Regions from separate parts of the Mus musculus genome. Here region 1 is linked to region 2. A link is a contact called in ENCODE Hi-C or POLR2A ChIA-PET data. All regions are on one chromosome and are shown on one strand. Each heading gives the region's core, a stretch centred on a gene start or an enhancer-like site at or near the end of the contact. The rest is flanking DNA. Distances are from core to core; before and after follow the strand shown.

What was found. Hi-C counts contacts between places; a loop is a spot of excess contacts on that map. ChIA-PET counts read pairs that join two places held with the same protein, here RNA polymerase II (POLR2A).
Region 1: POLR2A ChIA-PET joins it to region 2 with 14 read pairs in embryonic stem cell. The contact joins the promoter of Mlst8 here to the promoter of Eci1 in region 2. A Hi-C loop is called at or near these places in 1 of 37 maps with a recorded cell type or tissue (heart). POLR2A ChIA-PET finds 5 or more read pairs at or near these places in 4 of 5 experiments (Patski and embryonic stem cell).

What each region holds. Positions count from the first base shown.
Region 1 is chr17:24,476,332-24,480,535 of GRCm38, reverse strand. It overlaps Mlst8 (MTOR associated protein, LST8 homolog (S. cerevisiae)), which reads left to right and starts at 1,458. Exons shown (of 9, transcript NM_001252464.1): 1 at 1,458-1,524; 2 at 2,078-2,216; 3 at 2,374-2,425; 4 at 2,511-2,673; 5 at 3,031-3,106; 6 at 3,203-3,355; 7 at 4,087-4,204. The coding sequence starts at 2,088.
Region 2 is chr17:24,425,400-24,429,289 of GRCm38, reverse strand. Eci1 (enoyl-Coenzyme A delta isomerase 1) reads right to left here and starts at 2,607. Exons shown (of 7, transcript NM_010023.4): 1 at 2,548-2,607; 2 at 2,351-2,437. The coding sequence starts at 2,587. Rnps1 (RNA binding protein with serine rich domain 1) reads right to left here. Exons shown (of 9, transcript NM_009070.2): 9 at 3,392-3,890.

The sequences.
Region 1 (4,204 bases), core at 209-2,708, 52 kb before region 2:
ACAACCAAATACTAGGCGGAGTTTGGAGTCCTGCAGAGGAGGGGGGGGGGATTAGAAGAACTAGAGGGGTCAGGAACACCACAAGAACACAGAGGGGCCGGTGGACCTCCTGGGGTCTTGCAGAGTCAGAGAGCTGCTAAGGCTCTGACCTAGGTCCTCTGCATATAAGCTTGGTGTTCTGGAATCCTAACAGGGCTGGGCTGTCCCTGACTCTGCTGCCTGAGATCCTTCTCCTCTTGCTGGGTTGCCTCTTTCAGCTTTAAAGTGATAGTATGTGCCTGGTTTTATTGTAGCTTGTGTGTGTTTGGTTGATGTCCCTGGGAGGCCTGCTCTTTCCTGAGGGGAAGTACTTGGTGGTGGTGGTGGTGGGGTGAATCTGGGAGAGAGGAGAGAGGAGAGGAGAGGCTTGGGGGAGGGGAGGAAGAGGAAACTGCAGTTGGGATGTAATATAGGAGAGAATAATATTTATATTCCAGCTAGGCTTTCCCCAGCTAGGAATATAAATATTATTCTCTCCTATATGCCTCTGCCTCCCAAGTGCTGGGATTAAAGGCTGCGCCGCCACCACCACCCGGCTAATTTGCTGTTCTTGAATCAGATGTTCTACACCTATCTGTTCAATGTTATTTAGTAGACACATAAAGCTGTTGAGTGCTTGTAATGTATCTATCTAGTCTAAATTGAAACTATTCACAAGAACATGATGCACACTATATTTCAGTTTAAAATAAAAAAGCACAAAATATTTATGTTGAATGTGTTAAAAGAATATTTTTATATATTGGGTTAAATAAAAAGTATTATTAAAAATTTTAAAAAATGGAGGCATGAGAGTCTGCAGTTTTAAACGAGTTTCTGGGCTAGCTTATGTGCCCTCAGGATCAGGCTGAAAGGGTCTAGACTATGGCTACCAGATAAAGCAAATAGAAGTAACAGACTGCCCAGTTGCATTCAAACTTCTTGTAAGAAAGTAATTCTTTTAGTACAGTGTTTGAGATATGCCTATACTAAAAGAAAAAGAGAGAGAGAGAAATTAAGAAATTAAGAAATTAAGAAAGAAAGAAAGAAAGAAAGAAAGAAAGAAAGAAAGAAGGAAAGAGAGAAAAGCTAGGAAGGAAGGAAAAAAGAAAAGAAAAAATGATTTTTATCTGAAAATTTTGCATTACCTAGAAATTCTAGCTTGGTTGGTAGGGTAGGTGATTGTGTATGTCTGCGGGGGGTGGAGGGACGACGACAGTGTAATTCCTTCTGGGAGCCAAGTCTGGAAAATAGGCAGCAGTACCATGGCTGTAGTTCCCAGTGAGTTGAAGGGTGGCGTCGCGGCTGATGGCCATTCTGAGCACGATCACTTCTGGAGTTCTTCGTCTCAGAACTCTGGTATCCCTTTCAACTCCCCCACTCCCCGGACCCATGGTCTCGCCCGGAGTTACTATCGATAGCTCTACGCTCGGCCCGGCTTCTATCGACTAGCTCCTCCTCGCCTCGCCGTCCTGGACTAAGGCAGAGTGCAGAGCGTGTGTTAAGGTACGGGGGACACGGGATGAGGGCTGCTACCGACCACTGGGTGGCTAGGAGAGTGCGGTCGGGGTAATCGGGCCGGTAACACAGAGCCAGGGCGGTGTGCAGAGCACTGGGGAGCGCGGGGGTCCTGCCAGATAGCGCCCCCACCCATCCGATCCCAGTGCCGGTCAACTACGCATGCTCAGCAGCAGCAGTGCCGGGCTTTTCCTTAGTCGCCATGCGCATGCGTTGCCTACCCTTGCGAGAGACGGCGCCCGGGCGATGGCCTTCTGCGTGTGACTGCCTCCTGCTGGCTGCTGGCGAGGTGGCGTCTCCAAGCGTGAGGGTGAAGCTGAAGGAACACTCTCCCGGGAGCAAAGTAGCCGGAGTCTTTTTTTTTGAGACTGTCAGCGTGACCCTGAACACTCTTATTTTTCTTAGTTTTAAAGTGAAGTTAATACCGGTACACTGTAGTGTGCAGATTGTTATGCGTACATCTTTTCTCTCCAAACGTTTTGACCTTTGGACCTTACTTATCACCTCTTGGCCCAGTGCAGGTCTCATTTTTTTTCTCCAGCCATCAAACAATGAATACCACCCCAGGCACAGTGGGCAGTGACCCTGTCATCTTAGCAACTGCAGGCTATGACCACACGGTGCGCTTTTGGCAGGCTCACAGTGGAATCTGCACTCGAACAGTGCAGCATCAGGACTCTGTATCCTCCTCTTGGCAGCAGGATGGTGCTGGCCAGAATTAAGTATGAATGATATGTGTTTGGGGAAACTCAGGCCAGGTGGTGGAGGTCTTGATGGCCTTGTAGCCCCAAGGTTTCCCTCTCTGGGTTCTCTTCCTGTTATCCTTAACATGCTCAGCAGGTAAATGCATTGGAGATTACTCCGGACCGAAGCATGATTGCTGCTGCAGGTACCTGAGATTCTCGACCTCTGACCCTTTACTGGCCGTAGTTCTACCTGGCACACCCATGCTTCAATTCCCCCTGTGTCCCTAGGTTACCAACATATCCGCATGTATGATCTCAACTCCAATAACCCCAACCCCATCATCAGTTATGACGGAGTCAGTAAGAACATTGCATCAGTGGGCTTTCACGAGGATGGTCGCTGGATGTATACAGGTGGCGAGGACTGCACAGCTCGCATCTGGGACCTCAGGTGGTGTTGTGTGTTGGGCTGAAGAGGACGGCTGCCCGGGGAGTGGGCAGGCCAGGGGATTGTCTGTGGGCAGGCTATTCTGCAATCAGTTAGTCTTAGTGCAAGAGGGGTTGAGCGGGCGATGGAGGGAAGGTAGAAAGCAGAATAGAATTACATCAGAGAGCTAGCCTTGCCTTGAGGCTAGGGGGCCAGACTTTCCTTCCCTTTTCACTGACCTCAAGCTTGTGGAGAAAGAGCTAAACTTCACAACCATTTCTCCTAAGGTAGAAGCAACTCCTTTGAGCAGAGAATGGGGGCTTTTGGTAGAGGCATGGATCAAATCCATTAGAAGCCATGTGTAACCTTAACTCCCCACAGGTCCCGGAACTTGCAGTGTCAGCGTATCTTCCAGGTGAACGCACCCATTAATTGCGTGTGTCTGCATCCCAACCAGGTGAGGAATGCTCATGGGGCCAGGTGTCAGGGGTGGGGTGGGGACTTTAGAGGACAAGAGTATTGCTACATTTCACCTCCCTCCCCTACATCCTAGGCAGAACTCATTGTGGGTGATCAGAGCGGTGCTATCCACATCTGGGACCTGAAGACAGACCACAATGAGCAGCTGATTCCCGAGCCTGAGTCTTCCATCACGTCTGCTCACATCGACCCAGATGCTAGCTACATGGCAGCCGTCAATAGTGCCGTGAGTGCTGGGAGTGGCTCCGGGGGCATCTTGGCACCTAGCCCCTTATCTTCTGCACTTGAGTTGACTCCCTGGTTCTCTCTCAGGCCTCCCTGAGCTTCCACCCAGCTCCCAAAGTCAGGCACCTGGGTACCACTCCTCATGTCCACCTTGCGGTCTGCCATAGCCCCACCCATCAGGGCCAGTTATTTCTCCTTTCGTGTTCCAGTCCATGGCTTTGCTCATCCTTGACACTAATAAGTTTCTCTGTGGCCTTCCTGGGATGCCTGTTCTGCCCCCCTTCAACCATGCAAGTATCCTTTAGTCTTCCTGGCAAGCTGCACTGTTCTGAGACCTTAAGAAGCAACTCCTCATGGACTGTGGATGCTTTAGTTTGGGCCCTGCTCTCATCTCTAGTCTCCTATTTTCCTTTTAAATCCCAGAACATCATTTGTCCCACGTATCTGCACTCCCTCCTCCCATCCTTGGGTTGTCACATTATCTATCTCTGTGTCCTCGTTACTGCCTCCCCTCCTGCACATCTCTGTTGGCCAGCAGCAGCCTCTGGGGAGCTGTGTTTGACTTGGCTAGTGTGACCTCCTGCTTTTGGCTGGCTGGGCTCGATTCCTTGTTGGGGCTAAATTTCCTATAGACATGACCCAGGATGTCATTGGCCTTCAGGCCTTGGCCCAGGTGTCCCCAATCCATATCTGAGGGTCTGGGTTTTGAATGACTGCCCTCCTATCTTATAGGGAAACTGCTATGTCTGGAACCTGACAGGGGGCATTGGTGACGATGTGACTCAGCTCATCCCTAAGACCAAGATCCCAGCCCATACACGCTATGCCCTGCAATGCCGCTTCAGCCCTG
Region 2 (3,890 bases), core at 1,358-3,857:
ATCTGAAAAGTCTGGCAGGAGGGTGGACACTAGGGGAAAGGTTACGAGGCAAAAGGAGAACATGAGCTGACAAAAGAGAACAGATGAACTTGGTCACTGTGGGAGTAGAAACCAACTTCTTGGAACAAGGTGCATAGCAGATAAACTCTTGAATGGTGGGTTGAGCAGAATGCCCATTGGAAGCGCCTGCTAGGCAACACTGGAGAAATGGTGAAACAGGTCAAAAAACCCATCGTCATATCAAGTGAACCTCTGCCAAAAAGACCCTGTGTCAACTCAGAAAGAGACTATTTCTGTGCTAGCAATGTTCACAGTCTTTAGGGTGTTTATGTGCTGGGGACTTAAAAGTGTGAGCTAGAAGAAGCTGGAGAGATGGCTTAGTGGTTAAGAATACTGGTTGCTTTTCTAGAGGACCTGGGTTTGATTCCTAACACCTACATAGCAGCTCATAACTGTAACTCCAGTTCCAGGGGATTTTTTTTTTAAGTTTTCTTTTTAAGAATTATTTATTTAAAAAAAAAAAAAAAAAGCCGGGCGGTGGTGATGCACACCTTTAATCCCAGCACTTGGGAGACAGAGGCAGGTGGATTTCTGAGTTCGAGGCCAGCCTGGTCTACAAAGTGAGTTCCAGGACAGCCAGGGCTACACAGAGAAACCCTGTCTCGGAATAAAAAAAAAAAAAAAAAAAAGAAAAGGAAAAAAAAAGAAACACACACACATACACACAGACAGACAGAGAGAATTATTTATTTATTTTATGTATATGAGTACACTGTAGCTGCCTTCTGACACACCAGAAGAGGGCATTGGAACCCATTACAGATGGTTGTGAGCCACCATGTGGTTTCTGGGAATTGAACTCAGGATCTCTGGAAGAGCAGTCAGTGCTCTTAACCTCTGAGCCATCTCTCCAGCCCTTCAGGGGATTTTAACATCCTATTTTTGGCCTCCACAGGCCAAAACATACAGGAAGGCAAAAACAAACAAACACCAAAAATCCTCCAAACCCACGTACATAAATAAAATAAATTAAAAAAAAAAAAGAAAAAAGTAAAGTGTGACAAACACTTGTGATCACAGCTCTTGGGAGGTAGAGGCAGGTGGGTTAAGTCTCAGCCACACAGTTACATGAGTTCCAGGCCAGCCTGGGATAAATAAAATCCTGTCTCAAACAAAAAAAACCAACAAAAACCCCATAAGCTAAAGGGACATATGGACTTTTAAATTTTGCCTTTGAAATATAGGGACCATTGGCTCTACAAAACCAAAAAAAAAAATAAATAAAACCAGTTGCTATTTTACCTTTGCTTTTTCACTAGAGATACATAAGTTACGTACTTATTACTTAAAATTATATATAAAATATATAGGTAAATATATACATGTAAAAATATATGCCACTACCTTATTACTCTAAATTGTGATGACATCTACATGATAGTCTAAACATCTTGTCACCTTTAAGTGTATAATCCACTGACTTTGCCATGGTATAGTTTTTACTGCTACCTATTGTAGTATTTTTATTTATTTCCTTTTGTGGTACTGGGATTGAAGCCTGCAGGTCTGGCACTATTAAGGCACTTCTTTCTCTCTCCAGTGCACTCATATTCTATCACTCTGGGGGGGGGGGAATCCAGACTTTGCAGACTTTGACCTCCATGTCTAGGTTGAATGCTCCCTCCCCCTATAGACTGTGATCCTAAGCTCTAGCCCTAGCTCTGTCCTCCCCTCCCAGGTTTTTCTTCCATAAGTGCATTGTCACTGTCCTGGAAAATTACAATCTCCCCCTCTCCCCGCATCGTCACTTTAAAAAACAAAACAGCACAGGAAAAGCAGGCTCCAGCCGTAGCCCAGGTTGGCCTCAACTTCACCATCCTCCTGCCTCTGCTTGTGAGGGGAGGTGCTTCCTTCTGTTGTGGGCAGGGAGCGACCCAACATTAACTAGGAAAATGTTGCTGTGCCACATTCCAGTATTAGGAAAATATTCAAAAACGCTCCCAATCATTTTTGTGAGATTTTTGAGACACTGTCTCACGTGGCTCAGACTGGCTTCAGCTGAGTTTACAAGCATGAGCCACCGCCGCAAGCTATAATCATTCTTAACTAATAGTTTAAGTAACAGACCATAACTTTAGGAACTTTAACCAAAGCTTTAAAAACTCACCCATTCTGTCATTTAAACCGCCCGGTATGAACTTAGGTTTTAATCAGAATCTGAGTTTATGTGAGCTTATGCTCACTCCCTGCTTTTGGGAATTCCAAGAGCTCATCGTCAGCCCGACCTCACAGACCGTGTGGGCTCGGAGCCCGAGGACATGAACGAGATGTGGCCCTCCCTCCCTCTCACCTGCCGGGCCCTCCGTCTCCACCAGCACCCGCTTGTTAGCGAAGCGCCGCGCGCCGTCCACCGCTTCCCTGCGCCCGAGGCGGGATCCTGCAGACAGCCCGGAGCACGTTAGCAAGCACGCCCAGACTCTCGCCACCGCCGCCCGCGCACCCAGCCCTGTGAGGCCCTGCACCAGCGCTCTCGCCCGGGCCACGCACCCGCGTGCAGCAGAAGGCGACGCGCAGCAGCCAGCGCCATCTTGGATATCAGTGGGGACTACAGAGCCAGCGGCTTCGCTTCCAGCCCGGCCTTGCAGACTCCTCCTCTCCGGCCGGCCCCGCCCCACAAGGCCAAGGTTAGCCAGTCCGCAGCGTCCAGAGGACTGGGTTTCCCCTGTGCCAGTTAGGGCAGGGTGTGTGTCCAAGAGTGCTTTCATTCTGCTGGGGCGAGCTGCCAGAGCTCAGAGGCACTTGCAGAGCTGGGATTAGGACCATAAATCAAGGCTGGCACCGTAGTGAAAAACAGACGGCCTTGCCAGCACAGGGGTGACTGGGAGGCTTTACCTAGGCTATTTGCCCCAAATAGTGCATTTTTATTTGACTCAATACTCAAGGGGCACAAACACAAGAAGTCTTCCTTTTATTCTTTTTTTTTTTTTTTTTTTGGTTTTTTGAGACAGGGTTTCTGTGTAGTCCTGGCTGTCCTGGAACTCACTCTGTAGAGCAGGCTGATCTTGAACTCAGAAATCTGCCTGCCTCTGCCTCCCAAGTGCTGGGATCAAAGGCGTGCGCCACCACGCCGGGCTGAAGTCTTCCTTCTTGGTTAAGACTTTTCTTCTGTGGTGCACCAGTATGAGACAGAAGAGAGAACTGTCCCTCCCAGTTTTCCTGCGGCGGCAGCATCTCAGGCAGAGTCAGCTTCTGAGCCCCAGGCCGTCTCACCACCTGTCCTCCTGGCTTTTAGAAATGCCACTTTGGGGATTAAACTCAAAGTGAGTTCTTAGTTGAGTCATACAAATTATGACTCTTCTGGACTAAGACAGACAGTAAAACCAGCACTCAATTTGCATTCTAATCCTAGGTTTTATTCAACAGTCCTTTCACTCTACACAAGTACAAACACAACCTTATCTAAAATGCTACAAAGTTATAAAACTCAAAACAAATTTTATAGTACTGACTGTACAATAAAAGCAAAAAGGGGCAATGTACACACTGCCAAGGTTAACCTGCAACATCACCATGAATGGCAGGTGACAACGGGGTGGGGTAGGTTTCATGAGGACCCTGTAGAACTGGCTCACAAATTCTAGAAAGTAACAGAGACACGGGGACAGAAAGGTAACCATTTGTGGAGGAATCCTTCAAAGGTTTTAGCCCTCTAAGTTGAAGCGTACTCAGCAGGGCATGGTCGGCCGAACAGAAGAGCAGTGTGGTCCTTTGCACAGGTGTGGCACAGCGGGGGCTAGACCAGGCTGTCTGGTTCTGGGTCATCTGTGGAAATCCGTGTGCTGCCATAGGTTCCAGCTGGCTCTGCTACCAGCCTATCAAGAACTGAAGGG